Linked DNA regions of Mus musculus: region 1 is linked to region 2. A link is a loop called in an ENCODE intact Hi-C map of the cell type or tissue named here. Cell type or tissue: heart. All regions are shown on one strand. Links, peaks and the distances in the headings refer to the core of each region. The heading gives the core; the rest is flanking DNA. Region 1 has its middle 180 kb from the start of 4930596D02Rik. Region 2 has its middle 11 kb from the start of Grid1.

Region 1 (15,932 bases), core at 6,735-11,734, 810 kb before region 2:
TGCTCTGTCACATTTTCAGTTTTGTTCTAAGCAATAGTTATATTTCCATACTGAAATAAAAGCATGCACACAACTGACTGTAGGTTTCCATTCTGCTCCTTAAAGAAGTTTGTAACTTCATGACTAGAACTAAAAGGTTCATTTTCACAGTGATTATCATGTTTACTTAGACACACTACTAAATTACCTTCCCTCTTCTTACTCCTCTTTTTTTAAGTATTTTGAGTCTTCTTGTTTTTTACTATCTACAGTTATGCATCTGATGCATAGTCATATATTTAATAAAACAAACCTGTGTGTTAGACTGAGGTCCCTGAAAAAGAGTGATTCTTATGAAGGTCCTTGACTTGAAGAAAGAACAATGAGATAGCAGGATTGGGTAGGAGTGGATTCTTTCAGACAAGAATGGACAGCAGACCAGAGAAGGAGCAAATAAGAATCTTGGCAATCAATATTCATAACAATTGAGGAACCCAACAGAATAGCAACATGATTTACAATATGACTGTGTGGAAAATTCTTCTCCTGCTCAATCTTTCTTCCTCTCATTGTATTATATATATGCATTGTGATGTAATGTGTGTGTGTTGTTGTTGTTGTTGTTAAAGCCTGCTTCCCAAGCATAGCTGTAGCCATCTTGCTCCATGCCTACAAGCCATTTCATATTGTTATTGATGCAGAAAATTAGCTTGATTCAGAGCAGGGTCAACCTGACCACATACCCTGTTATATTAAGAAATTCCACAACCATAAGCTTCACTTAGGACCAATCAGAATGAAGGTCAGTTAGACTTGTTCTAGCTAGCTAGCCAAAATAGCTTGCTAGCACAAGGCTAGCTGTCAGGGCTGACCACCAGACAGAGCTTCCTGTACCTGTATTGCTCATTGTGGGTTTCTGCCTATATAAACTAGCTTTGAAAAATATTCAGAAAATATCATCCTGAGTGAGGTAATCCAATCAAAAAAGAACACACATGGTATGCACTCACTGATAAGTGGATATTAGCCCAGAAGTTCAGAATACGCAAGATACAATTCACAGACCACATGAAGCTCAAGAAGGAAGACCAAAGTGTGGATACTTTGATCCTTCTTAGACGGGGAATCAAAATACCCACAGAAGGAGATAGAGAGACAAAGCGTGGAGCAGAAATGGAAGGAAAGGTCATCCAGAGACTGCACCACCTGGGAATCCATCACATATACAGTCACCAAACCCAGACACTATTGTGGATGACAACAAGTGTTTGCTGACAGGAGCCTGATATAGCTGTCTCCTGAGAGGCTCTGCCAGTGCCTGACAAAAACAGAAGTGGATGCTCACAGCTATCCATTGGACTGAGCACAGGGTCCCCAATGAAGGAGCTAGAGAAAAGACCCAAGGAGCTGAAGGGGCTTGCAGCCCCATAGGAGGAACAACAATATGAATCAACCAGTACCCCCAGAGTTCCCAGGGACTAAACCACCAACCAAAGAGTACACATGGAGGGATTCATGGCTCCAGCTGCATATGTAGCAGAGGATGGCTTAGTCAGCCATCAATGGGAGGAGAGGCCCTTGGTCCTGTGAAGGATAGATGCCCCAGTGTAGGGAAATACCAGAACAGGTGAATAAATAGGGGGAGAGGGGATGGGATAGGGGGTTTTCAGAGGGGAAATGAGGAAAGGGGATAATATTTGAAATGTAAATAAAGAAAATTTCCAATAAAATGTATACATACATATAAAAATATTCAGTGTCTAATCTTAGTTCCCAAGACTAGACTGCAGCCCTAATCAGTTTCTGCATGTGCATTTAATAAAGCAGCCCTGTTTAACTGAGATAGGTGGCAGATCTCAACATTTGGAGGTTCTACCAAGAGCTGGGGAAGGTAACCTACCCTCTGTCACCCCTCAGTTTTTGAGAGTGGACACCACTAAGCCAGTCAACACCTCCAAGAGGAGGTAAATTTATTTTCTTGGTTTGCCGTGTGTTTGGTATGGTCTAGACCTTTTGGTGACACAAAGAAGACAAGCTGGACATACAATTCACTAGTATTAAGGTCAGGAAACAAGTGAAGCCCTACTTCACTTGGCTGGGGAGAGCAACACAATAAGCCCTTTGGACTTGGATTTTATTGGGACTCTCATCTGAGAGCTCTCATCTGTGACTATCTTTGAAACTAGGTTTTGAATGTGTTTGTCTTCTACTTACATTTTTCCTCCTCCTCCTCCTCCTCCTCCTCCTCCTCCTCCTCCTCCTCCTCCTCCTCCTCCTCCTCTGTAACTTTCTCCTCTTGACTGGGAAACTTTCTACCCTCAGTGAGTTTGAATGGCTTCCTTTGGTACTGGCTGTTCTCCTGAGGATTCTTTTCACTCACTTCTCCCCAACTCTATTGGTTGTCCTTAGCATGCTAGTGTGTCCATGTCTGTCAGATTATGTCTGTAGTTCTATTTAGTTGCTTGATTGTTGCTCTATGTTTCATACTCAGAAAAATGGGCCAAACTTCATCTGCTGGCCTTCACCCCTTGAATTGGTTTTAACTCCTCTCAAGGATTTTTTCAGGAAGAAAAAAAAAGGCAGCTGAATTGGGATAGGAAAAACTGATAAACTGGTGCTGGCCCTGGAGCCCTGCACCTGCAGCTAGGATTCTATCACTGTTAGAGAAGCCACATCTCCTCCTTATATCAAGCTGACAGCAAACAGGGAACTGTCTCATCTTAAATCCCTTTGTTCTTAAAGTGGCATGAGCAACTTCCCAGCTTCTCTAGTAAGGGAGCTGATGCCTAGTCCTGCTACAAAAGCTCTGTGCCTGTAAGAATTGGATTCAGCCAGTAGCAAGCTGATCCTCCCCTATAACTATATCTGGAGGAAATAAGAGTTTTGAATCCCAGCACTTGGGAGGCAGAGGCAGGCAGATTTCTGAGTTCGAGGCCAGCCTGGTCTACACAGTGAGTTCCAGGACAGCCAGGGCTGTACAGAGAAACCCTGTCTCGGAAAAAAAAAATACTTTTGTCTGTTTTAAATACATATATACATGTAGCCATTACATCTTTACTTCTGACTGTTCTTAAACATTTAAGTTCAATATGTTCTACATGTCTTTGTTATAGATTATTGGTGTATAAATTGTGGTGTATGGTTAAAAATGTGTAACATCTATAACAAAAAAAAATTAGCCTAAAACAAATAACTCAGGGTTGGAGACATTCTGGGTAACAACACATGCCATGAGGTACAGAGAAACAGGTCTCTACATATACTTTTAAATTTTGATAAATTCTTTTATGTAATTTCTGCCCTGTCTTAAAAATCAGACTTAAAAAGATTACATTTAAAGCAATGTTCCCTTAATGAAGTATTAAAGCTGCACCTCCATGCATTTGTATACAAGAACTTTTCTTGTTGGCAACCTAACTTTGTAACATGAAAATAACCCACTTGATATTTATATTGATTTTTGGAGATACTAAATCATTTACACTGTTAGAACTTGGTTTGTCCACTGAAAATTGTGGTAATGTTCTACATCTCCATTCTTATAAATGTACTTTTTAAAAATACTACAAAACACAATTGAGACTTTGAAAATTTTTTTAGAAGTTTATAGTATTTAAAAGGTTAAGAATCACTGGCGTAAGAATATGTCTCTCCTTACCTAAGGACTATTCAGGCTAACAAAAACTGATTTAAGTATGTATGTCTAACCTTGCTTTTGCTTACATTATTAAATTATAGCTTTTATTATAAACTAAGTCATACAGGAAACTGTTATGTTCTATAATAACATACCATATAAAGGTCAGAAAAGATCCCAGCCTCTTTATGGACTACGTTTAAGGATGAAAAAGTTTTTATTTTTATACTAGAAGAACTTCAATCCAAAATCATGATTTTTTTTTTAAGGCTCAAACCTAACAGGAATGGACCCTAAAGTCCTAGTCACATAAAACCTACGATAATTAATGAATTCAAGTTGACAGTCAACAACCTTAAAAATAATCAAATCCTTTAATATATTCAGAAGTATATTTGAAGTCATGCTAAGAACTAATCCAGTTAGTTACAAGTTTAAGTTGCATTTAGTCTCCCGTTTCGTTTTTGAAAGATACAGTTTAAAGCAGATAACCAAAAATACAAAGATTGTTTAACTCAGACATGTTGGGTAGATACTAGCTTTTAAATATGTCAGAAATCTGCAGAATATGTCATTTAATATGCATAACCTTCTGTGACAGAAAGAGACTCCCAAATACTACCAGTGACCCACACCAAGGCCTCCAAGAAGACAAGGGCACAACAAAGGACACTACAGGAATTGTAATACCACTGGGCATAACTTCCCCTATGCCTTACCCCCTACCAGGGCCCAGCCTTAACTACAGACAAACAGGACACTGGAGAATTGACTGGCACATGTTGCTTAAAACAAGGTGAGGTCAGTGTCTCCCATGTTTCTTGTCCACAGAAAAAGTCTCTTTGTCTTCTGGGCCTGATGGCCAAAAACTGCCTTTGCCTTCAGTGCTATGAAGAACACAGAAACCTGGGATAACTGTCTAGTTAATGTAATATGAACTAGTCTCCGTCATTTTAATTGATATATAGCCATTTAGGTTACCGTTTATCTTTCTCATGTCTCCTCTTGATGGTTAAGCAAGCGATAGCTTGACAGCTAGAGAACAACAGGCAAATTGTTCCTTAGCCCAAGGTAATCTACCACTGTGGTTAGTTCATTAGTCAATTCATGAGTTAGTTAAAACTACCAGGTATCTTATTTAAAAGGGCAAACAGGTTTGCCTTGCTTACAGGTTTCATGTTAAAGGATTAACAGATTTCAATATTAATTTTTACTACTTCCTTATGTAAATAATTCTCATTAAGCCTTCATTTAAATGCTTTCAATAATCAACTCCTATGTCTCATAGTAAACAATTGGATAGAAAAACATGTAAGTTTAAAGTTTATTTAAGATCTGATGATCTAAGAAAGTGCTTGAGAGCAAAGAAAAATGTCTTAAAGTTGATAAATGCAAGTTATAAAGATTGGAGGGTCTAAGAAAGTGTTTTAAGATTGGTAAATGCAAATTATGAAGATCAGAGGGCCTAAAAATGTTTTAAAATGTATAAATGCAAATTATAGAGGTGTAAGAAAACAATTTAAGACGTATAAAAATTAGGAAATTTTCTATATTTCTCTTTCCCCCTCTATGCTATTATGATACTAAGATTTCAAAACTTCAGAATTTTAACATTAGTCAATGAAATTCTAATAGCTGATGGAGCGTTAGCTGTTTATAATGCTGTCACAAGCTCAAGACTTTAAATTCCCTTTGGTTGTCTTATGAATATAAACTTAAAGATGCTTCTCATCATTATAAAGATATCCTCTTCAATCTGTATATCTAGCCCTCTGGACTGGAAAAAAAATGTTCATGCTTTTCAACCCAAACCTATAGCTTTTAGTGGGTCTTAAAGTATGAATATTCATAACAGTTGATGGACACAACAGAATAGCAACATGGTTTACAAGACAAGATGGCTGTGTGGAAGACTCCTCTCCTGCTCAGTCTTCCTTCTCATTTTATATATTAATGCATTGTGATGTATATATATATATATATATACATATTTGTTGTTGTTGAAGTCTGCTTCTTCATCATAGCTTTAGTCATCTCGCTCCATGCCAACCAGCCATTTCATATTGTACTGACACAGAAAAATAGCTTGATTCAGATTGATTCAGAGTAGGGTCAAGCTGACCACATACCCTGTTATCTTAAGAAATTCCATACCTGTAAACTTCACTTAGGACCAATTAGAGTAAAGGTAAATTAGAATTGCTCTGCCTAGCTACCCAAAATAACTTCAGTGAGGACTGACCACTGGGCAGTGTTTCTTATACCTACATGTAAACTCACTGTAGGTTTTGCCTATATAAACTGGTCCTGAAAAATATTTGATGTCCAGTTTTAGTTCTCTTGTCTAGTCTGTGACACTGACCAATCTATTTTGGGGTGTTCCTTCAATAAATCAGCCCTATTTAACTGAGCTCAGTGTCTGCTTCATTTGTGTGGCAATTCCCAACCCTATTGTTTGTGTGTGTGTGTGTGTGTGTGTGTGTGTGTGTGTGTGTGTGTGTGTGTGTAAAAGTCACCTTTATTTGCCGGAAGTAATTGTTGTCTCTGAGGCTTACGGCCTCCATCTGCTAACCTAAGCCTAGTCCGAGAAGATTCTAGCCTCTGTACACTCTAATATAGACCTAGAACATTTTCAGCCTCTGAGACTTGCTGCTGAATAAGCTTCCCTTTTCTAGCTTTTCCTTAACTCTGGCTGGCTGGTCAACTCAGCTGTTCTGGCTAAAAATCCTCTCTAACCTGATTGATTCAGTCTTGTTTCTCTCCTCCCTCCTCACCCCCCCCACCCCACCCCCACCCCCCACCCCCGCCTTCCAATGGCTCTGCTTGGCCTCATACTAACTTTGGCAATATGTTGTTTTCTGACTCCTTCTCAATCTGTGGTACATTCTGTCTTCAAGTGTCTAGTTTGTTCTCTCTCTCTGAAAGCTGTCTTTGTACAATTGCCCTAGTAAAACTGCCCTCTCTCCTCTTTTTTCTCTCTGTATTGCTCTCTCTTAAGTAGTCTCTCTTTTTTTCCTCTTTGTTCTTGTGAGAGTTAGGCATATCCTATCTATCAAATCTTTCTCTGATTCATCACTTGGTCTGCCACTCAATTTGACTTCACTTTCAAACACGGGTACTTCTTTCTACAACCTAACTCTATCTTCATTGTTTAGAATTAAAGGTGTATACTAAAGGCATGTCTGTATTCCAGTCATAGAGATTAAAGGTGTGTGCTAAAGCTGTGTCACAGCACAACTAGTATCAGGTTTTTCCAGTAAATAAAACATTTCCTGCAACATATATACATATATGTGTGTATATATGTTACAGTGTGTCTGTCTGTGTGTGTGTGTGTGTGTGTGTGTGTGTGTGTAATGACAAAGAATAAATGGCCAGAAGCCACAAATTTGAGAAAAGGCAAGGAAGATTACATGGAAAGGCTTGGAGGAGAAAAGGGAAAGAAGAAATGATATAATTATATTTTAATTCCAAAAAGTTAAAACAGGGAGATTTAACATATTAAGATTACTGTGGTTGAATAAAAGTGTAATCAGGGATGCATTAAAAAAGAAGGAAAGGAAAGGAAGAAAGGAAAGAAGGAAGGAAAGAAAAAGGAAAAGTAAAAACGGACTTAAGGGATTTTGTATTTGATGGTTGAATGCTTAAATTGTATTAATGTGTATCTTGTATGTGTGTTACAAGACTGATATAAATGCACAATAATCAATAGCTAGACAATACCAACCCTGAACACAAACATACCCTTTAAAAACATTGACTTGTGAAGATCAAGGAAGCCATATAAACCACTGAGGTCTATAATTTAGGTGTTTTGTTGAGTGTTTAGAGCTCTCTGCTAATGAATCAGTGTTCAGCCACTGTTCAATTGTAGCTTTTAATTGCAGACTTTGGGACACTCTAATTTAGGGGTGAGTGGAGCCAGATTCACTAAAACCCAATACATGCTGATGGGCTTAATTTTTTTCCCAGTGTGGACTTATTTTCGTCTCGGCTCTTACATGTATTTGCATCATAAAGAAAAATAATTTTCATGCCCCAGTTTATTTATGTGTAATTCCATGAGCACGTTCCTTGCTAAGACTTGTTAGATAGCCATGGTGTCTCAGAGGCTGCACCTTCTGTACTGGCTATCTTTCAACTACAATAAAATTTATGTAATATAGTTCACCTGATCTGTCTCAATTTTAATCATGCAAAATCATTGCCACGTTTTTGAAGTACCCAGAAAGAGTATTGTCATCCTCCCTACCTCCTTTGAAATGCACAAACTAGACTCCAGTCTGACTTGTAGAAAAGAAGCTCCTGGGAGAGCAGGAGAGCAGGCGTTGGCAGAAATCTCTGTCTCTTGCAGTGTTGCAGACCAAAGGAAATACAAAACCAATAAAGAAATTAAGTGGGCGAATGAGCTTCATAACTGTTGATGTAGAAACCTGCTATAATAGAATCCATGGTAGGTCAAGCCTTGAAAGTGAGGTCTGGGCACTGCCTCAGATACAGAACACTTAGTAGTGGGCAAAACCGAATCAGGGATGAGGGTGAACTGAAGCCAGAATCAGAGTGTGGAAGATTTCTGCACAAGCAGTAGATGAAGAGAATAATGCTTGCACCCTCCCAACAGGAGCGGAGAAATGCAGAGCAGGAATGCTTCTCTGTGGGTTTTGGAGGAATGGGGTAAAATGGCTTACACGACTCCGATGGAAATTAAACTCATAAGCCTTTTTGTTCATGGGAAAGAAGTCAAATTTCTATGCTTATACAGGAAAAAAATAGTTCACAAATTTAAGAAATTGTAAAATCCATTCCTAAATTGATAGAACTTTCTGACTGTTTAGTAAAACTAAATGCTAAGCAAACCATATTCCTATTATACAAAGTAGGATGTGCAAGATGTTTGTAGATAAGACATTCTCTGTTGAAGACACACTGGCATAAAATAACGCCTAATCCAGCATGCGAGTGAGAAGACACAAAATGAAAAGGATTCAACCCAGTAAGAAAGCACGAAGGAAAGGAAGGCAGTCAAAAGTATGCGAGGAAAGAGCAATGGTGAGCATAGCAACATCGAGGATTCTAAAGGACAAAACGTTGAGGCTCGCAGGGTAAAGAGAAACAGGCATGTTAAAGAGCAAACGGTTTGCTCGTCCTCATGCTTTTCTCCAGTTTCCTAGCAGTGCTCTTGTGTAACAAAGTAAAGCAAGAACTGAAAAACTAACGCTTAATGATCAATCAGAGACTAAGAAATTAAACGTAATTATTTTCTGATATGAAATTAAAATCATTAAAGTTTTTAATAGTCATGAAGATGTAAAGGAAAGAACACATTCTAAAACTCAGAAATGAAAAAAAAAGCATATGAAATTCAAAACTGAAAGATATTTTGACCAACATTCAGACAATAATTTTTTTCTCATAACATTAACTTTGTTCTTATTTTTCCAATTCCTATCTCCATATAGTTTTGCATTCATTACATTCTTCGTGCTCCTTCGGCTGCTAGACTGAAATCATTAGGAGACCAGCTGCCTTCAGCTGTCTCCGCTGTCTCTTGCTCCCCTGCCACATCGCAGTGATGGGCTAATCTGAAACTGTGAGCCAAAGTGTTTTCCATTCTCTCTCAAATAGCTGTTTTCAGGATACTTTACTGCAACAACAAGAAAGAGAAGTAAGATACAGATAAAGAAATTGGAGGGACTTAACTCACATGAGGGAAAAAGAAGTCTGATATCAATTATCTTAATTTCCATTCTAAGAAACATATCGGTGGGGGAAGCAAATTACTTAACAAATTAGTAAGAAAGGTTTGCAACCACTAAAACACAATATAATAGAATAAGTGGGAAAATATATTTCAGAAATTTACAAACAATAATAAAATTGTCCAAAAATATAGCAAGAGAGGTAAAGGATTAAAGGGAAGCCGATAATAATACAGGTTTATAAGAGGATAACAAGGATATACGGAGGGTGTTATGGCAGTAAATGAGCTCAACCTTAATTAAATAGAAAGAAACATTTATACAGCATTCTGCCTGCATGTATCCTGCAGGCCAGCAGAGGGCACCAAATCTCATGATAGACCGTTGTGAGACATCATGTGGTTGCTGGGAATGGAGCTCAGGACCTCCGGAAGAGCAGACAGTGCTCTTAAGCGCTGAGCCATCTCTCCAGGCCCAGAGAAACATTTCAGAAGGAAAGTTTTGTTAGGTCCAACAAAAACTTCAGTGGAACTTTAAAAATCAGTGGTGCAAACCTTATGCAAGCTTTATGAGGGTAAAATGGGAACCGTGAACTCACGGCATATTTTACAGAACTGACAAAAACCAATGTTAATACCCGACAGAAAACATTTAAAGGAAAATGGTTACCAATCAATAGCTCTCATGAACATGAACATAAAATCCTTAATAAAATATTAGTGAATCTTTCTGAGGCATAAATAAGATGAGTAATAAATCATTACCAAGTTCAATTGATCTCAGGGATGCAAGAATATTTTAACACTTGAATGTAAGGGATATAACTCACCATATCAAATAGGTTAGCAAGGAAAAAAAATCAGCATCTCTGTAAATGCAGAAAACTGTTGTTTGATTAAATTTACAACCTCTGCATGATAATAACTCAGGAAAGCAGGAATGCAAGGAAGATTCCTCATCTGAAAAAAAGTGATGTTTACCAAGTCAAAACACAACCCAAAACCCCCACTGTAGCTCACTCCATGCTTCATGGTGAAATACTGACTGGTTCTCCTTAATAACACGAAGGTCAAAATATGCTAGGAAAAGAGAGGAGAAAAGAAAGGTAAAAGAGATAAAGACTGGGAAAAAAAGGTTCTTTGGTGAGATCAATTATATACATAGGAAAACTAATCAATTTTTCTTCAAAAACTACTGACAGTAAAAACAAGGGCTGAGATATAGTTGCGTTCCTAAGCACTTACCTAGCATACATGAAGTCCTGGGTTCTAATCCCAGCTCTGCATTCAACAGATACAGTGCCTCATACTCATCCCACAAGCTCAGGAGACAAAGTCTGTATATCAGACAATCAAAGTCCTTTTGGATACATAAGCATATCTGAAAAATATCTCTATGTAAGTAAATTTAAAAATTGTAAAAACTAGCTGGAGATGCCATTTAGTATTAGAGTGCTTGCCCCAAATGCACAGACCCTGACTGAGTTCAACCCTTAGCAGTCAAAACAGAGAAACAAACAAATAAACACTGCTCCCCAAGTTTATCAGACTCCAAGAGGGCAATGTTAATAGTATACAGTTCTTAACCGTGCCTTGGGTCCTGAGACTTTCAGCCATCAGCTCCTGAGGCTTAGGATATCTCAGGCCCTCCACCCTCATGGCTTGACCTCTCCTTGGAACTCTTTCAGCAGATGGGACCTGCAGTGTGTCTTCAGCTCCTCGCCAGCTCTCACTGCCAGTGTTGACTCAGATCCATAGCACTTCTGGAGTTCCAGACAGGAGTCACTGTCACTCCTATCATCTTTTATTTAAGAGACAAAACATCATCTTTAAGAGGGGTGCTTACAATGGAGAGGGTGCTAGCACTGACAGTGTTCAACTGTTCAGCTCCTTTCCCAGCCCCACAGGAGAGGTGAATCCATCTAATCCACTGCATAGCAACTATTTATCTTCTAGTTTGAAACAGAAACACATGTTGGCAAGGGCCTCAAAGACAGTTCATGATTTGTCCCAGAACACAGAACATGTTATACAGGACCCTGCCCATTGTTGGTTTGATACACTCTGACCAAAAGCAAGTTAGGAGAGGAAAGGACTGGTTTCATTCCACTTTTCCAGCCTCTTACTGAGGGAAGTCAGGTCAGGAACTCAAACAGAAACCATGGGGAAATACTGTTGGCCAGATCACTCACAAGCTCATGCTCAGCTAGATTTCTTACAACCTACAGAGGAATAGTTCTGCCCACAGTGGGCTAAGTTCTTCTGTGTCAGTTAGCTATCAAGACAACTCCTGCAGACACACCTCCATCCAATATGATCTGGGCAATCTCTTAACTGAGATTCCATTCTCAAGTGACTCTAGGCTGTGTCTAGATGATGGAGCTAACTGGGACAGAGCTCCAGTCAGCCAAAGGCTCTGAGGGTATATTTGGAGTTTAACTCAGTTATTTGCTTGAAACTCTTCTTGGAGATTCAGCCTTTCTTAAACTCTACTCTACCTTGGGCTTCTTGTGTCTTTGGAGAAGTCAGCTCTCATCTAAATTATCCCTTCACTTTCTGTGACACATGCTTGCTTTAGCTGTTTTGGGGTCTTCCTTGCTGTCTCCCCCCTTCTCTCTTTCCTTTGTCTTTTCTACATCTCTATCCTTGTCATCCACAGCTTGTCAGAGTGCATATGGTGTGTTAGATTTATCCAGTTGATAAAGAATAATCCTTTGGTATGTCAAGTGACCTACTGAGAACCTAGGATGTTTGCCAAGGTCATCCCAGACTATTTAAACCACCTGGGATTCTGGTTATTATGCACCCTTAGAAACCTCTATTCAACCTATAGTCTCCCAACAGCATTGCCTACAAGATTAGGTCTCTGACTATCACAAACTGGTGTTGAGTCCAAACCTTAGGAGGCCAGGATCTTTTTAAAGTTTTCTCTTGGCATAGTTCTCTTTCCACTGACACCCTATCCTGAACTGTCCAGCTTCTTCAGCCTTTTGGAACCCCCAACTTCTGCCACTTCTGTTTCTTCGAGGCACCAAGCTTTCCATTCTCTACTTTTCTGTATAGGAGCTGCAGAGAACATAGGAATATAAAAGCCAGTGTATGTTTTGACAATGTGGTGCTGGTGCAGATATCTAACATGGGACAAGGTGGCTAATGCTGGACATCCAAGGGGTAGATGTCAGCACAAAGTAGCTTACACTAGATGTCTAGGGAGCCTATCAGTAAACAGTAATGTAATGTGTTATATAGTTCTTTCTGAGAAGCACTTGTTTGTGATTCTGCATAAATACGGCCTTAAGGTGAGAGGCCTTTGCGTTCACCAGCCTGCCTGTATGTGGCTTCCTACAGAGTTGCAGGCAATCTGCTATGAGCCTATGTCTGCTTGTGTATGTTCATATGTACAAGAATAGGTCTATGTGCCTGAAGGCATCACCTTGCCTAAAAACCTGTGTGCTGGTGAATAAATATGTCTTGTGTCTGTGATTCCACATTTTCTTCAGTATCTTAGCTTTCAATGACCCTTCTTTTCTATCATCAGAACATAGACCTCACATAAGTGCAGAATACACCCCAGACAAAATATTTGGCAATTACCCAGCTTATGTCATGATTCTACTTATTGTAAAGAGCATATCTCTACCCTGTTGCCCCTTTCATAATCTAAAACCTTGTCTTGTGCACTTCTTCAAAACCATTTTTTTCACTCTGTTAAAAGTATTTCTTTTTAGTTTATGTGCATGAGTGTTTGCCTACACTATGTGCTATGTACACACTATGTGCTATGTATGTGCACACTATGTGCTATGTATGTGCCTGGTGCTGGAGCAGAGCAGGAGAGTACATCAGATCTCTTAGAAATAAGGTTACAGATAGTTGTGAGCCACCATATGAGTGCTCAAACCAAAGCCCTAGTCCTATGCAAGAGGAACTGATGCTCTTCACCACTGAGCCAGCTCCCCAGCATCTCATTTCTTAATATTCCAGCAATAACAATGGCCTAGCACCAATTATTCCATCTTGAGTAGAAATGAAATTTTACAAGGTTTTGGGTTTCAAGCCTGCAAACATCTAGAAACCGTGAGAGGAAATCTACAATGATCAGCATCTTCCCATGCTTACAAAATTATCTTTATGTGTGCTTTAATCCATGATATTCTTAAGCAAGTGGTAGATCTCACACTTGGTGATATGATTTCCCTCTGAGTTAAAAGCTTCTTCAATATAATACAGATCGAATAGTCATATAAGAATATCTAGCAATCATTTTATATAAATTTAGCTGTGTTTCTTCAACATGTCTCAATTGATGATTTATTTGTTTTCTTTGCTTATTTATTTATTCTTAATCCAGAATCTGGCTAAGGCTTGTATATTGCATGGCTTGTTTGTTTTTCCACTCTCCTTTTATTTTTACAGTAGTAGTCTTGGTATTTGTTTATTCACACTCTATAAGTCATGGTCTCATTGTGTATCCTAGGCTGACCTTGAATTTGAAATTATTCTGCCTCTGGTTTCACCAGAGCTTGGATTAGCTGCACATACACTACATCTAATCTGTTTTCTTCTTAGAATCTATGACTTAGGGATTTTCAATACTGTAAGCCTTTCTGATTATTTAGTTGTGATGCTTTTTAATGCATTTCTTTCCATTTATATTTTTGTAAACATGACCTTTGGTGTCACCTAAGATAAAGATTTAGTTAGATTAAGATAAAAAATTAAGTATTAATACATATTTAATTTGATAAATAATGAATATATTTATGTATGATGAATATATAATTTAATTTGGTCTCAATATTTCTGAGACAATATTATAACCTTCATACAACATTGAGAAAAATATGATCTTCTAGTTGTGTCTATTTGATTAGTATAGTTATAACCATCCATTTTTTTTCCTCCCTTTAAATTGGTAACTGAGCACTGAGTTATTACCTTGCATTTATGTGAGAAATTCTGTTTTTCTTCCCAAAAGTATTTTACCTAAAAACTTTCCATATATTGCTTAAGCTTGCTTTACTGTTTTTTATTTTGTAAATCTGGGGATTTTTTTTTATTCTACACTTATTAGCTATCATTTCCTAAATATTTCCTTTTTTATCTTTTTCTGGAAAAAATGAAAACAAATGATAAGCATTAGAAAGTTAGTATTTTAAAATCAGGATATTTGAATCATTTGCTCCCTCTAAGGTGTCCTATGGAACGATGGCGTGCTCAGTATCTAGGCCAGTCTAGCTGGGACTTTCTTTATCAAGACAAGATGGCAGCAGTAGGTTTTTATACATTTCCAAAGCTGTTTTCAGGGTTCTCACATGGGCTCAGCTTAGCACTTCCCATAGAACTGTTCTGGCAAGGACTTTCCTTGCTGACACTAGGGGTGTCTTATTTTTCGGTGAAAGGAGGTAGGTTTCTACCCTGCAGTAGATATGAAATAATATGTGATGCCCCCATTCCCACCACCACAGCTGTTGATACTTTCCCAATAGCTTCAACAAAACACATTTCACACCCAAAAGGCACTTTCTCTTTTCTGAGCCAATTGTCCCCTTTCAAAGAAGAAGAAATAATCCTGGGTGAGCACGAGTGGACATGACTATAGCAGATTGTATTTCATTTTATCTCTGCCTTGTTTGCTTTGAATGTTTGGCCAGCTCTCTCCTCAACAAAAACTCAAGAGTAGTTATTTTCTTTCTTAAAAGCTAAAATAAAATGGAAGTCAAACAGGTCAGCTCTTCTGAGACTCATTCTGCATTCTGTAGCTCAAATGCATCCAACCAAAGCACCAGCCATTCTTGTTTTATGATAAAAGGGTACGATTAAATGGCTTTTCCTTGAGGCACATGAACAAATATCTGTTCACCCCAAATAGGGTATTGCTGAGAGACGAAAGGGCAAGGGCAAGTACATGCAAATATAGTTTGCTGGACCATCAAATTTACTGTGTCACCCACAGGAGCTTCGGTGACTCAAGAGCAAATTGGCAGCACCACATAGTGCATCAGTGCAGAAGAAACTGCATCCTGGAGATCTCTGCATAATTCCTAGGCAATTCCACCAAAATGTCTTCTTTTCCAGCAATACTTTACTGCTATGTGACCTTGGGCAACTAAGCTCCTACCTCCTACCTTTTGTAACTTCCCGGGCTTTCTGAATGTTGCAAATTTTATAAAAGTCTTTGCTCCCCTAGGAAGGGAGTGTTTCAATTAGAAGAAAACAGCTACAGTTCTTTTTTTCACAGGTTCATTGGCAAAATAATTCATTCAGCTTTGTTTAACTCATTGCCACTACAACATGCACTCCACTTTGTAGCCATCCAACTTGGAACAAATGACCCAGTTTCTCCATGAGCAAGTTTTCTATCCAATCAGGGAAAATAATAAAATTATGGCAAATGAGTGCTAAAGAAGCTGCTCCAGAACAGGTGGGTTCAGAGAAAACAAATACACCATGATTTCATTTCCATGTCCTTCTTCCTCTAAGACTTGTTATTCTTTTAACTCATGATAAACACAGAAGACAGGCATTCCCTCCTTCTTCATATTTAAAGATGCTGAGAGCATTGACTAGAGTCAGAAGCACTTATTTGTCCTGTCTCCTCCTCTGACCCATCCCAAG
Region 2 (15,932 bases), core at 2,917-7,916:
ATTTATTTAGCATGAAAACCTATGCTCAGCCCTCCCTTTCCTTCCCAGGGGGTAGGCTTTTACACACATGGACACTGAAGAAGGTTGTAGTCATCAGGCCTTTCCACTAAAGTACTGCTGGGAGCCAGCAGTTTGCAACCAACAATGCAGGTCAAATGTCCAGACAAAGAGAGAGGCCACAGGGGCCCACTTGGAAGACACAACCGTTGTGACTGGCACTCTAGAAACACAAATCTCACCAGTCTCCATCACCATTCTCATTCCAGACAATAACTGGGTCAAGAAAAGGACACCTGGAATCCTGGCCCTCCTTGTGACCTGTGATCCTGGCAGGTCTGGGGAGTCTCCTACCCAAGTAGAGCCACCACCTGACCAGCCCCAGAACAGATGCATCCTAAGGATGTACACCGCCTAGGGAGCTGTCCAGGGTACCTGAGACCAGCATCTTCCTCCTGCAAAGCACAGCTGGCGGTCCAGCTGCAATTGCAGGAAGGGTGCAGCTGGCAGACAGACCACAAGGAAGTCTACAGCTTTGGCTATGGAAGCTTAGCTCCCTTGTGTGCACATGGAAGAGGCTAGGCAGACCCAAGCCTAGCTGTAGAGGGCTCAGCCGGCATCTAGGAAAGAGCGCTCACTACCCACAGGCTCCAAGGAACCTACTCACTGGTAGGACCTGAGGAGAGCCACTGCCTCCCTACCCAGCTTCCCATTGCTGCTTTGCCTTGCTTTATTTTGTTTGCTGAGGCAAGGTCTTACCGTGCATCTTAGACCACCCACGAATTTGAGATCCTCCTGTTTCAGCCCCCAAAATGGAATTGTAGGCGTGTGCAGGCTGCTGGGGTATGCCCGAGATGACTACTACTGTTATTGCTGCTGCTGCTGCTACTCTTCCTCCTTCCTCCTCCTTTTCCTCTTCGTTCTCCTCCTCTTCCTCTTCTTCTTCCTTCTCCTCTTCCTCTTCTTCTTTCTCCTCCTCTTTCTCTTCTTCTTCCTCCTCTTCCTCTTCTTCCTCCTCCTCCTTTTTCTTCCTCCTCCTTTCCCTCTTCTTCCTCATCTCCTCTTCCTCTTCTTCCCCCTCCTCCTCTTCCTCCACCTCTCCCTCCTCCTTCTCCTCCCCCTCCTCCTCTTCCTCCTCTTCCTCCTTTAACACACTCCCTTATTGCTTGTTTCCTCCATTCCCTCAGCAGCCATCTGACACATCTGTTGAATGATAATGACCCAGCTCTGCTTTGTCTCTTTTGCCAACCTCTCTCATCTCGTTTTTAGTACTTATATTTATTTGATCATCCTTTATATGACTGTGTTTTGTTTTGTTTTGTTTTGTTTTGTTTTGTTTTTGTTTTAGTTTGCTTTCCCTCTTGGTCATTCTCTTGAGTTTTTACTTTCAAATTTCCCAGGCCAGCAATCTCTAGTCTCACTTATCCCATGATTCGAAGCTTCATTGATTTAGTCTTCAGTTTTATGGAGGACAGTGTGGCTGGAGAAAGTGCAGCTGGGGATAGCCTCCTCCCAAGAGCAGGATGCTGAGTCGGCATCAGGGCAGGACCCGCACAGCTGAGGGCACTGTCGATAATGCAGGCATCACCATGGCTGGCAGCCCAGGAGCCACATGCCAATGAGGAGAAAAAAAAAAGATCATGTCTTGTGTGATCACACCCCAACAGGAGCACCTCATCTTTGTAAGGAAAAGGCCTTCCTTCATCTATTCCCTTATACAGAACAAGACGCAGTGTGATTAGAATCAACCACCCCAAGAAGCTACCTATGGGGGGAGAAAAAGCAGGCTAGAGTGCTGGATCCAGAAGGGTGCTTTGGGCAGGAAGACGGCGGGGTCAAACCACAACTAGAGCCATCTGAGGCTCCCACAAAAATGCTCTGGAACCTCCTAATCCCTTGGGTCCCTGGAAGATCCACCCCTTCCTTCAGGCTTTCTGAAAGAAGAAGAAAAGTGAAGTTTGCACAATGATGTCTTGAGTTGAAAGGGACAGTCAAAGGGAAGTAAGGTGTGGGCACACCCAGACACACCCTTCTGAGCTGTCATGCCAGCCTCTGGAGGAGCAGTGTTTGCATCCTTCCAATCGGAGGCTCTGCAATCTACAAGCATGGGGAATCTTCAGGACAGGTCCATGCTCCTGGGACACCTAAGCCCAACAATGAATACGGGTCTCCTGCTGCCACTCAGACTTTTGAGGCCACACCTAAGCACAAGGTCTGGCCCTGCCCTATCCCCGTTACTTGCTGACTCCCCAGCTTCCCAGCCATGATGGCTAGCACAGCTTCTCCACTCTATTCTACCAGTCTTGCATCTGCATCCCTGCCCTTTTAAACCTTGGGGACCGCTGTCCCATCACTATGTGGTTAACAGGACTAAGTGGCTGGGACCTGAACCCTAGCCTGTCTGTCTACTTCAGAGACAAAGTCAGGCCCCAACACCCTCATCAGGCATGGCCCAGCCAACCCTAGACAGAGAATGCCCAGAGCTCAGCCCTTCTCTCTGCTGCCCAGGGCTCCTCTTGCAGCTGCCTGAAGGATCGGCAAATCCTAAGCTGAGACGATGACTGGAGTTTAGAATGTCAATGTGTTTCCTATACAGGAAGGGATGGGAAGAAAAGCCCATGGAAAGCAAAGTATAAATTGGAAGGTACTATGATGGAAGTTGCCAGAATAGTTCTTGTTGGCGATGCAGAAGCCAGACACACACCTTTCTAGATCCATATCAACAGAGCAGGCATCCTGGGTGGCCATATTTTGCAGCAAAGACTTGTCAACCATGGTATCTTCGGTGGGCATCCCAGGGAAGTCAAGGAGCCACTAAAGGTCTAAAGATGGCTCAGTGGCAAGAATACTCACTGTTCTCCAAGTTCTGTTCCATGGCTCACAACTAGCTAAACTAGCCTGTCCCTGCCTCTGTAGCAACACAGGCTACACAGTGACACCATCTGTGTAGCCTCCCTTAGCCTTAAGGAGACATTCACGATTGGGTGTAGGGGACATTTTGACAATTCAGGACAATCTCCTTATGCCCAGAAACTTACTTAAACCTGCAAATGTTTTTTTTTTTCCAAATCAGGATGTAATATTCCCAATGGTGCTTTCAGGAGCACCATTGTAGACAAGGAACAGGCTGGACCAAGGTCGTCTGATCCCCAAGCTCCTACCTCATGAAGGGATACCTGCTGCTCATCTCTGGGGACAGCAGAGAACGTGTGAGTGTCAGAGAGCATCCTGTACAGAGTCAGGGTGGGAAATTTCCCATGTTTCCTGGTAGCCAGGTGGCCAAAGGCCTTTTCCTCCTGTTAGGACTCATAGAAGAAAAAAACAAAAACAAAAACAAAAACAAAACATATTTTTAATTTAATGTGTATATACTATGTGGTTGCAAGTGTGCTTGGGGGCCACAAGAGGGCAGCAGATGGGGATAAGAGGGACCGGGCTGACTTTACCCAGCTTCCCAACCAACAGAGAAAAGGAAAAGATGTTGTCTCAAGTTCAGTGATGTAACAACAAAGCAAATTAACAAAAAGAAGCAGCCCAAACCTGGAGCAGCTTAGTCCAAGCCTGGGGACACACTCCAGCTCCCTGGAAGCTCAACCCCACATGAGTCCAGGTTGCAGATACCCCAAGCATCAGCCATGTGTGCCCTCATATGGAGGCCAGAAAATAGGCTGAAAGGCAAGGAACATCTCTTAGTGAGAAACCGCCATTGGACCTTTTCCACCACTTCCCCTTAGCCTGTGTGGGGCACAAGGCCATGGGAGGCAGGGGTCAGCAGGAGAGACTGCTGGACACAGCCACCAGGTGACAGGTATATCTGAGACACACTGCAGACAATCTGCCCTACTTTCTAATAGCAAGCCATCCCACCTTATTTCTTTCAAGACAGAAAGCCCTTTTTTGTTTCTATTCAAAAAAAAAAAAAAAAAAAGCTTGTTTCGATGTCTCCTTTGGTCTAGAACATGTGGAAAAGAACATCCCACAATTCAAAACACCATAGCCATGACCTTCCTTCAACCAGGCGTGGCTCTGGGGGTCTTTCAGGGCTATGACACGTTGGCCAAAGCTCTGCCCATGAAGAATAAAATATGGCCGCTCAATAAATGGCCGTGCCCCCTGCGTTTTCTCTTCTGCCTACCTGGAAAACATACAGGGTCTTAGAAGCCATTGGTCATGTCAGGACCTTAAGAAGCCACACATGGATGACCCTGAGCTAGCCCACAAGCTTGCTGCTCATGAGCCCCAGTTCCAGAGCCAGCTGTACCTCCACACACATTAGCTACCATGCAGGCATTTCCATGCCAAGAGACTACCGGCCTTCGCTGATACCACCAACCAGTGATTTCATGATTCATCCATCTTGATGTTGTTGTTATTGTTATTATTGTTGTTGTTGTTGCTGCTGCTGCTGCTGCTGATGTTGTTATTGTTTTATTGAGGAGTTTTGTTTTGTTTTGTTTTGTTTTGTTTTGAGTCTTACTTTGTAGCCCAAGTTGGCTTCAAACTCAGGCTCCTCCTGTCTCAGCCTCCCAAGCACTGGGCTTATGAGATTATCCCACCAGGCTGAGTGACCTGTCCTTTTTTCTATTCAAGGACAGAAATTGTGTAATTTTCTTATTGCTTGACTTCCAGTGGCAGAGCACCTGCCTACCACACACTAGAGCCAGCACCACAGCCGACCGGAAACTCCACAGAGGAAGGAGTTTTACTTACGCCTTATTTCTAGTACCCAGAACAGTAGCTGTCATACCCAGGAGATGCTGGTGTGTTAAATCAATCAGTTAGCATCTCAATAAAAATTTCCTGAAAACACGGTTTTTAGTAGCTGATCAGGTTTTGTCCCACAGAATAGAGCATACTTGATATAACTGGTCATACAATACTACTGTAAGATCTTTGTGTATATATTTTCTGCTCTTATACAATTGTTTTCTTAGGATAAATGCCCAGAATTGGAGTTATTAGGTGAAAGGCTATAAAATATTTAAGCCTTTTAACGTATAATTCCCAAAGCTGTACACTCCAAAGCTGTTTTTTAAGCCAATTTACACTCCCGCACACAATTAATGAAAATATCGTCTCTACCCCGTCCCAAACACAGGCGTTATTCATTTCTTTCTTGCTTTTTTTTTTTTCCTCCATCCTGATAAGTGAGCATGTATTTCTCAAAACTGCGGCGAAGCACATTCCCGACTCCCTAGGAACACTGAGGACTCTGCCAGTCTGGGGTCTTTGGCTGGTCCCCTTCCAAAAGTTCCTGGCACCTATTCTTTTGTTGTAGGTACCACATGTGGTGTTGATGACGTCCTTTGGTCAGTGTTCAATCCCCTCAGGAAGAGGGACGGGAGGAACGAAGCATGGGAACGAGGCTGCCTAAGACAAGAAGCCTGGATTCCTGAAGATCTTAGGACCCTAACCACTAATGATGACATCCTTCAATGAAGCTGGTCACCTGTTAAGAGGCATACTGGGTGGGACAGACAGACATGCTGATCTTAGATCCAGAGCTTAGGGGCGGCAGTGACCTTGGATAGGTGCAAGGGAAACAAGACCTTCCTCTGGAAACAGGGTGGAAGGAAACTGATAGCAGGGATGCCCCAGCAGGGATGAACAAAAAGATCAGGAGAGACTTCCAGGAGAAAAGACATAAAGCGTAAGTTTATAAAGCATAAGACGCGCCCCTCTGAGGTGAGCTGTTCTTAGGACTGCAAGCCCTCAAATGGAAATAAGCATCCTCAGAGGACAACCGGAACTCGGTTAACCCGTGAAGGAGCACCAGGCACAGAAAAGCCCCAAGCAGAATGGAGACTGTGATCTCCGGCTCTCAAACACACCACCCCCTACCCCAACTCCTGCAACCAGGACAATTCAGGGAACCCACCAGCGCAGCCGCAGTTGTCAAGCTGAACCAGCTAGCCCGCCCAGAGCAGCCGTGGTGCAATGCTGCTCTCTGCTGGCCATTGCTGGAAATATAGCACTTCGAGGCGCTTAAGGAAGAGACTCATCTGGCAAAGCTTGAGTCTTGGTCTTAATGAAAGCAAGTGACTTCAAACTAGATTGCCTCGCCCAGCCTTAAAATTGAGGGAGACGCCTAGTATTGTTGAAACTTGATGTGTCATGTTTGGTTGATAACTCTGAGGCCCGCTGTTTCTGAAGAGAAACGGAGGAGGAGTGGATGGGGGGGGGGGGGGCGGTGCGTGTCGTGGGGAGAGAGGAGTGACAGACTTGGAGGAGAGGAAGAAGAGGAAACTGCAGTCAATATGTAATATATGATGGAAAAACAAGAGATGGGGAAGGAGGGAAGGAAGGAGGATGAGAGGGAGAGGGAAGGGAGAGAGAGAGAGAGAGAAAAGGAAGGAAGGAAGGAAGGAAGGAAGGAAGGAAGGAAGGAAGGAAGGAAGGAAGGAGAGGGAGGGAGGGAGGGAGGGAGGGAGGAAGGAAGGAAGGAAGGAAGGAAGAAAGGAAGGAAGGAAAGAAGGAAAGAAGGAAAGAAGGAAATGAAGGAAAGAAGGAAATGAAGGAGGGAAGGAGGAAGGGAAGGAAGGAGGGAGAGAAGACACCACTAGGCTGTGAGGCCTGAAAGCCGCAACAGTAATAGGCAGCCACAACATCCCCACTGGTAAAACAGTGACACATATCTTGGGAGTCACCATTAAGTGTGTAATTAAACTTAAGGTCCACTCAGTAGGAAGTACCTCATGCCTGGTATTGTGAACATAACAAAGTATCTATGGGTGGAGACATCATAGGCCTTAGAGGAAAATCTACTGCTGCCACTTCCCTAAACATGGCTTGTAACTGTATCTAAGTATTTATCCTTAGACCGACAGATAGTGTAGCCCTTGCTCCTCCTCAGAGTTTCTTTTTGTAGCAGATGGAGACCTGGACAGAGATCAACAACTGGTCCAAATGCAGAGAACATGTGAGGATGGCATTTCCAGACGCTATTTGCATGGCTACAGTACCACCTGTCACTATCAATCACCTCACATGAACCAGGCACATTGGCACATGCCTGTAACCTGCCCACCGTGTGCTCAGGAGGCTGAGGGATCATGAGTTCAAGGACAGTCCACAACTGAAAACCACGTTGCACTTGGCCAAGCTGGACTCCTCAGCATGTGCTCAAAGGCCTTCATAACTTTGCATCCCCCTAATCCAACCTGTCTCCAGAGATGCGTTAACTGTGCCCTTGGAATTTCCGGTCAGTGGGAAATTCATAACCGAACACACCGTAGTGAAACGGAAGAAGACCAGAGACCTGAAGAAAGAGCAGAAACGCAGATGGAGAAGAAAGGGTGCAGACCTTACAATTCTACAACACAGGCACAAACAGGAGAGAGACAGAGACAGACAGAGAGGGGGGAGAGAAGGAGAGGGAGAGGGAGGGAGGAAGACAGAGGGAGGGAGGGAGGGAGGGAGGGAGGGAGGGAGGGAGGGAGGGAGGGAGGGAGGGAGGGAGGGAGAGGGAGAGAGGGAGGGAGGGAGGGAGGGAGGGAGGGAGGGAGGGAGGGAGGGAGGGAGGGAGGGAGAAGGAGAGAGGGAGGCAGGAAACAGTGGGATGTCAGTTTCAGTGAACCAAAAAACTCCAGATGGAGGAGAAAATATCTTCCAAGAATGAAGAAGAAATAAAGAATTTTTTCAGGTAAACACAAGCTTAGAGAGTTCATTTAGAAATAAATATTCACTAAAGGAAATGCTAGAGGAAGTATTTCAAGCAGAAAGAATGGGATCCCAGGTGAGGGGACCGATGCGCAACAGTAGTAACGTCTGTGGAGAGAGAAAGGCTCAGAATTGAAAAACGAGGTAATAGCTACCTTGGGCCGGGAAAACGGAGAGACTACTGATTAACTGCAGAGCGTGGGGAACTGGCCATGCAGAGGTTTGTTAGGGGTTAAAACAGGGTCTTGCTATATAGCCCAGACTGGCCTGAAACTTGAGGTCATCCTATCTCTATCTGCTGATTACGGTACACACCACCATGTCTGGCTAGTATACAGATGTTAACTTTGAGGGAAAATAGAGACAGATACAGAGTGGCAGAATAATTTCTGAGAGAGACTGCATGATAAAATAGTATAGAGTTAAACCCAAGGAATTGAGACAAAAAGAAACATAGGCAAGACGGGCAAATGCACAAACAAAAATGTTATTTTTTAAATTTTATTCTCTGATATATTACAGCAGTTTCTTCTCCTTCCACTCCTATGTGGCCAGTTCAGACTCTGTATCTCCCACTAGGAGTCTTTGCTAGGGCCACCCTCATGATTGCTGGGAGTTTCCATTGCCCTAGGTTTCTACCTCGCCCACAAAATGTCCCCCAGCTCCAGTTCTCCCTTTTCTCTCCCTCTCCCCCTCCCCCTCCCCCTCCCCCTCCTCCTTCCCTCCCCCCTCTCCATCCTTCCTAACCTGATCACTCCTGTTCCCATCCCTCACCCCATCCCCAGTCCACCCACAAAATCTATTCGAATCTATTCTATTTCCCCTTCCCGGGAAGAGTCATGCATCTCCCCTTGAGCCCTCCTTGTTTCTTAGCCTCTCTGGGTCTGTGGATTGTCCCATGGTTGTCCTTTATTTATCAGCTAATGTCCACTTATAAGTGAGTACATACCATGTTTATCTTTCTGGGTCTGGATTATCCCACTGATTTTTTTTGTTTTGTTTTGTTTTGTTTTGTTTTGTTTTTTTTTCTGATTCCAACCATTTGCCTGCAAAATCCGTGGTGGTTGGGTTTTTTTTGTTTTTGTCTTTTGGGGTTTTTTGGGTTTGGGTTTTGGGTTTTTGGTTTTTTTCGAGACAGGGTTTCCCTGTATAGCTCTGGAACTCACTTTGTAGACCAGGCTGGCCTTGAATTCAGAAATCTACCTGCCTCTGCCTTCCAAATGTTGGGATTAAAGACGTGTGCCACCACCGCCCGGCGGTGTTATTTTTTAAACCACTGAGTAGTACTCCATTGTGTAAATATACCATATTTTACCCATTCTTCGGTTGAGGGACAACTAGATTGTTTCCAGTTTCTGACTGTTATAAATTGTAGGCATAATGTTTTTGTACGCTGTGTAGTTTTCCCTGGTGTTGTTCAAATGCTGATTTCTCTCTTTCAATCCAGATGCGGCATTGGGGTGCCTATACCAAGAGTTTCCTGTCTCAAGTTTGTGTAAACGTTTCTTACTATTTATTTTTTGCCCTGTCAACAAATGCTAGTCACCCAATGGTGAGGTAGAATGCAGAATAGGGTGGGACATCCACCAGGCAGAGGAAAGGGGGCGGGTCAGATCAGTGACAGGATGGAGGAATTGGAGCCATGAAGAAGGGATCCAAAGAGCCAGATCAATAATAATATGCAAGTATCATGGGATGAGCCAGATTAGCATAGGTTAGATCATCTAACTGTTCAGCTATTGAGGTGCAGTTTTGAATAAATCTTATTTTTTCTGTGTGGCTACTGGGGAATAGCAAAGGTAAAGAAATGCAGCCACCTGATTAATTCACTGTTTATACTTATATTAAGGACGATTCCTTTAAAAGTGCTATGTAACTGAGCAAATGTCTTCTGATAGGATGGAGTCCTGTGGGAAGCCACATGTGCCGTTGCAGAGTGGCACTGACTACTGCTGGCCACCAGGCATAAGATTGGACAAACAACCAATGTGTACATATGCAGTAAAGTTTTTTGCAAAAACACTGCCTGGCCCAGGCATGATAATGAGGTTCTGTAGGGTACTAAGAGAGTAACCAATCGGATGTGAGACATGCAAATGAGGTATGATAATGAGGCTCTGTGAGGTACTGAGAGAGAGTAGCCAATCAGATGAGGAACATGCAAATGAGGCTTAGTGCATAACCAATCCGGGTATGAGACACGCCTCTCCTAGGCCTATAAAAGCAGCACCAGTTCTGGGCTTGAAGTCTTTTCGCCTCTGCAATCAAGCTCTCCCAATAAACGTGTGCAGAAGGATCCTGTTGCAGCGTCGTTCTTGCTGGTCGAGTCCGGTGCGCGCAAGAAGTGGTGCCGAAAACCCAGGACAAGAAACATCTTCAGGCACGAGCGAAGACCCCCTGCTACAGGGAGGATTCAGAACTGCATCGCGGGGAAGGAGCGGTTAATAAAGGTTCCCGTAAAACAGACTGCTGAGAAGGATCCGTTATGGATTCAGTACTCTTCAGCTGGGGAGCGGTGTTAATAAAGGTTCCTGCAAAACAGACTGCTGAGAAGGATTCAACTGCATGGATTCAGAACTCTTCAGCTGAGGAACGGCGGTACCGGTAAGTGTAAAGAAATTAATGTAAATCTCTGAGAGGCATGCTCTCCTACGAAGTAGATCCGTTAATTGTCTCTGGGATTGTGCTGCTTGCTTGCTTTCTTGCCTTAATTTTATGCTATTGCCTTAATTGTCATCGCCCTGGGCACGAGTGTATCTGCTGGGAATAATTTCATGTAGATAACGCTTTAGTCCAGGACCATCATGGGTAATGGCCAGTCTACGCCCTTAGTAGGGTCGGTGCAAGCCTTGCTTAAAGAAAGGGGTTTAAAAATTTCGGAAAGCACAGTGAGCGGTTTTTTGAGAGAAATAGACAGACTTGCTCCTTGGTTTGCCCCCACTGGGTCGCTGACGCTACCTAGTTGGGAAAAGCTGGGAAAAGATATAGCAAGAGAGGAAGCAGATGGGAAAGTGAAAGCAGGGACAAGGCTGTTATGGAAATTAATTAAGGCTTGTATCCAGGACAAGAAATGTGAGCTAGCTGTTAAAGAAGGACAGCGACTTTTACAGGAGCAACAGGAAAGTATGTCAGAAACAGAGAGATATGAAAAAGAAAGCGCGCGCAGAAAGATAAGTAAAGGGAGAGAAATAAAAGGAGAAAAGGAAAAGAAACCAAAATGTAAAGATACAAAAGATAGCATAAAAAATAAAGAACAGAAAATTAAGTCAATTTACCCTCCTCTCGAGGACTTTGAGTTGTTAGAATTGTCTAGCTCAGAGGATTCGGAACTATCAGAAGGGGAGGAGAAAAATTTGGAGGAGGCTGCTGCAAAGTGTAAGGCAGAAAGATCTGGTCCAATAGGAAGGAGTATCAGTGCTCCCCCACCACCTCCGCCTTATACAGATAAGAAAACAATTGGCTATGGCCACTCCTTTTGCACTCCTAAAGGGCTGCAAAAAATATGTCAGGCTTTTCCTGTTTTTCAGGATCATGCTCAACAGCGATATTATGAGCCAATATCGCATAAACAAGTGAAAGAGCTAGCAGAGTCAGTAAGGACCTATGGAGTTAATGCATCTTTTACTCAGTCCCAAATTGATAGACTGGCTCACAATGCCATGACTCCTTTTGACTGGATGAGTGTGGTAAGGGCATGTCTTACGATGGGACAGTATCTAGATTGGAAGTCTATATGGCATGATCTGTGTTTGAGTCAGGCCCGTGCTAATGCTACTGCAGGGCAACAAGCATGGAGCTTTGAAATGCTTACAGGTCAGGGTATATGGACAAACAATCAATTAGGATACCCAGTGCAGGTCTATGATCAAATTAATCAGGCAGCAGTGAAAGCTTGGAAAGCATTGCCTAATCGAGGAGAGGTATCTGGTAACTTGACAAAAATTATTCAGGGAATTAATGAGCCGTTCTCTGAATTTGTAGCTCGCATGATGGAAGCGGCAGGATGTATATTTGGTGATTCTGAGGCCGCAATGCCATTAATTGAACAATTAGTTTACGAGCAATGTACCAAAGAATGCAGAAATGCTATCACACCATGGAAAGGGAAAGGAATACAAGCATGGATGAAAGCCTGTAGAGAAATAGGAGGACCTCTTTCAAATGCAGGGCTGGCTGCCGCAGTCTTGATGGCGCAAACAAAAGAAATAACCTGCTATAATTGTGGACAAACAGGTCACTTGCAAAAGCAGTGTACAAAGGGTAGAAAGAGTAGGTTTGAAAAGACAGTACCAGGTATTTGCCCAAAATGTGGGAAAGGAAGACATTGGGCAAATGAATGTAGATCAGTCAGAGATATAAAAGGAAGGCCAATACCTCAGTTTAAAGTGCAACAGCCAAAAAACGGAGTGAGGGGCCCCCGTCCCTAGGGCCCCCAAATGTATGGGGCATTCCAGACCACAGTGTCCATGAGGCCACCCAGAGACCGAGGAGAGCCACTCCGGGTTCAGCAGGATTGGACATCTGTGCCACCTCCAGAGTAATTCTTACACCTCAAATGGGGTGCCAGCCTATTTCATCAGATTTTAGAGGTCCCTTACCAAAGGATACAGTGGGCCTACTGTTGGGTAGGTCCTCTTCTGCTTTGAAAGGATTGGTAATACATCCCGGAGTTATAGACTCAGATTATGAGGGACAAGTTAGGATTATGTGTTCTGCACCCCGAGGTATTGTAGCCATTTCTCCTGGAGATCGCATTGCTCAATTGCTGATTCTTCCTAGTTTGCATAACATGTTCCCTAGTGGCCAGGACTCGCGAGGAGATAAGGGACTCGGTTCTACAGGAACTAATGTGGCCTACATATCTTTAGATTTGGATAATCGTCCCACTTTACAATTACAAATAGAAGGAAAAACCTTTCAAGGTATAATGGATACAGGAGCAGATAAAAGCATTATATCTAGTAAGTGGTGGCCTGCTTCTTGGCCTGTTAATCAATCGTCACATAGCTTACAAGGATTAGGATATGAGGCTACCCCAACTATAAGTGCAAAATCCTTACAATGGAAAGATAAAGAAGGAAGGACACGGCTTTTTCAACCTTATGTACTCCCTTTACCTGTAAACTTATGGGGGAGAGATGTGTTATCAGCTATGAACTTTATATTGACTAATGATTACTCTCAGAAAAGCAAGGAAATGATGAAAGGAATGGAATATATACCTGGACTAGGTCTTGGAAAAAATTTGCAAGGTAGAATTTCACCAGTTAAAGCCACAGAAAAGGCAGACAAGAAAGGGCTGGGTGTTTTCTAGGGGCCACTGAAGAGCCTTTGCCCATTCCGTGGCATACGGAGGACGCGGTGTGGGTGCCTCAGTGGCCTTTACCCTCTGAGAAGTTAAAAGCAGCTAAAGAATTAGTACAAGAACAATTAGACCTGGAACATGTGGAACCCACTCAATCACCCTGGAATACCCCCATTTTTGTTGTAAAGAAAAAGTCAGGTAAATGGAGATTGTTACATGACCTAAGAGCCATTAATGCACAAATGCAAGTTATGGGTCCTGTACAAAAAGGACTCCCCCTACTCTCAGCTCTACCTAAGGATTGGAGAATTATAGTAGTAGATATTAAGGATTGTTTCTTTTCAATTCCATTAAATAAGAAAGATACTATTAATCATATGGAACCTGATAAAAGGTACCAATGGCGGGTATTACCCCAAGGAATGGCAAATAGCCCTACCATATGTCAGTTATATGTAGGAAAAGCTAAACAACCGGTTAGGGATGGTTTCCCCTCCTTAAAAATTTGTCACTATATGGACGACATTGTAATTTGTGGACCTGAAGAAGAAAGTATGCAGCAAGCTTATGGCTTGCTTAATGAAACTTTAAAAAAATAATGGTTTGAGTATTGCACCAGAAAAGGTACAGCAGTCTAATGTTAGTCATTTTCTAGGAGCCACTATTACTTAACGATGTGTCACCCCACAAAAGATTAGTATTAGAAAAGATCATCTAAAGACACTAAATGATTTTCAAAAATTATTAGGAGATATAAATTGGATTAGACCTTATTTAAGGATCCCTACTTCAGAATTAAAACCTTTATTTCAAATTTTAGAAGGAGACTCACATATTACCTCATTGAGACAATTAACACCTGAGGCTTCTGATGTTCTTAGGAAAGTAGAAAAGGCGATCCAAACAGCACAGTTAACTCGTATAAATGAGCAAGAACCTTTGTGCCTATGTATATTACGCACCATCAATCTGCCAACTGCTGTGTTATGGCAAAATGGTCCTTTAGTATGGATACATCCACATATATCCCCTAATAAGACTATAGAGCATTATCCCACCATGGTAGCAAATATGGCCCACAAAGGGATAAAAACTTCAATCACTCACTTTGGAAAAATGCCTGATAGCATAATTGTCCCTTATACTGTCGCACAAATGCAAATATTGTGTGCTACTATAGATGAATGGGCCATTCTTAGATGCAGTTATTCTGGTTTAATTGATAATCATTATCCTAAACATCCGTTATTACATTTTATGTTATTACATCCAGTAATATTTCCAAAGGTAACGGCTAATACCCCTATAAAGGGAGCCATTGATATTTATACAGATGGATCCAAAACAGGAGTTGGAAGTTATGTAATCAATGAAAAGGCTGTAAGGTTGCAATTTATACCAGGAGCCCCTCAATTGGTAGAATGTTTGGTGGTTTTAGAAGTCTTTAAAAGATTTCCTATGCCCATAAATATTATCTGATTCTGTTTATGTAGTTAATGCGGTTCTAGCATTAGAGACTGCCGGAAATTTTAAACGGTCCAGTCCTGTATCTGAAATTTTGATGAAAATACAAAATTGCAGGGGTGAAATTAACCAAGTGGAAACAAGAAGAACTATTCAAAGAATTAACCAAACGAGGAGTTGGTTCTTTGAGAAAATCAACAAGATAGATAAGCCCTTAGCTAGACTCACTAAAGGGCAAAGGGACAAAATCCTAATCAACAAAATCAGAAATGAAAAGGGAGACATAACAACAGATCCTGAAGAAATCCAAAACACCATCAGATCCTTCTACAAAAGGCTATACTCAACAAAACTGGAAAACCTGGACGAAATGGACAAATTTCTGGAAAGATACCAGGTACCAAAGTTGAATCAGGATCAAGTTGACCTTCTAAACAGTCCCATATCCCCTAAAGAAATAGAAGCAGTTATTAATAGTCTCCCAGCCAAAAAAAGCCCAGGACCAGACGGGTTTAGTGCAGAGTTCTATCAGACCTTCAAAGAAGATCTAATTCCAGTTCTGCACAAACTATTTCACAAGATAGAAGTAGAAGGTACTCTACCCAACTCATTTTATGAAGCCACTATTACTCTGATACCTAAACCACAGAAAGATCCAACAAAGATAGAGAACTTCAGACCAATTTCTCTTATGAATATCGATGCAAAAATCCTTAATAAAATTCTCGCTAACCGAATCCAAGAACACATTAAAGCAATCATCCATCCTGACCAAGTAGGTTTTATTCCAGGGATGCAGGGATGGTTTAATATACGAAAATCCATCAATGTAATCCATTATATAAACAAACTCAAAGACAAAAACCACATGATCATCTCGTTAGATGCAGAAAAAGCATTTGACAAGATCCAACACCCATTCATGATAAAAGTTTTGGAAAGATCAGGAATTCAAGGCCCATACCTAAACATAATAAAAGCAATCTACAGCAAACCAGTAGCCAACATCAAAGTAAATGGAGAGAAGCTGGAAGCAATCCCACTAAAATCAGGGACTAGACAAGGCTGCCCACTTTCACCCTACCTTTTCAACATAGTACTTGAAGTATTAGCCAGAGCAATTCGACAACAAAAGGAGATCAAGAGGATACAAATTGGAAAAGAGGAACTCAAAATATCACTTTTTGCAGATGATATGATAGTATATATAAGTGACCCTAAAAATTCCACCAGAGAACTCCTAAACCTGATAAACAGCTTCGGTGAAGTAGCTGGATATAAAATTAACTCAAACAAGTCAATGGCCTTTCTCTACACAAAGAATAAACAGGCTGAGAAAGAAATTAGGGAAACAACACCCTTTTCAATAGTCACAAATAATATAAAATATCTCGGCGTGACTCTAACTAAGGAAGTGAAAGATCTGTATGATAAAAACTTCAAGTCTCTGAAGAAAGAAATTAAAGAAGATCTCAGAAGATGGAAAGATCTCCCATGCTCATGGATT

Evidence for each region. Hi-C counts contacts between places; a loop is a spot of excess contacts. Peaks named below come from ENCODE experiments on the same cell type or tissue, not always from the same donor. Only the 100,000 strongest peaks of a DNase experiment are listed, where the experiment ranks them.
Region 1: a loop joins it to region 2, with 12 times the contacts of the local background. A loop is called at or near these places in 2 of 42 quality-filtered maps.

The regions. Positions count from the first base shown.
Region 1 is chr14:35,619,702-35,635,633 of GRCm38, reverse strand. No RefSeq gene overlaps it. Among named protein-coding and RNA genes, the nearest start is that of 4930596D02Rik, 180 kb to the left of the region's middle. In heart, for the core only: a CTCF peak has its summit at 9,663 (motif pointing right); no DNase peak of the experiment used is centred there.
Region 2 is chr14:34,800,945-34,816,876 of GRCm38, reverse strand. No RefSeq gene overlaps it. Among named protein-coding and RNA genes, the nearest start is that of Grid1, 11 kb to the left of the region's middle. In heart, for the core only: CTCF peaks have their summits at 3,395 (motif pointing right) and 5,946 (motif pointing left); no DNase peak of the experiment used is centred there; H3K27me3 peaks cover 2,026 bases.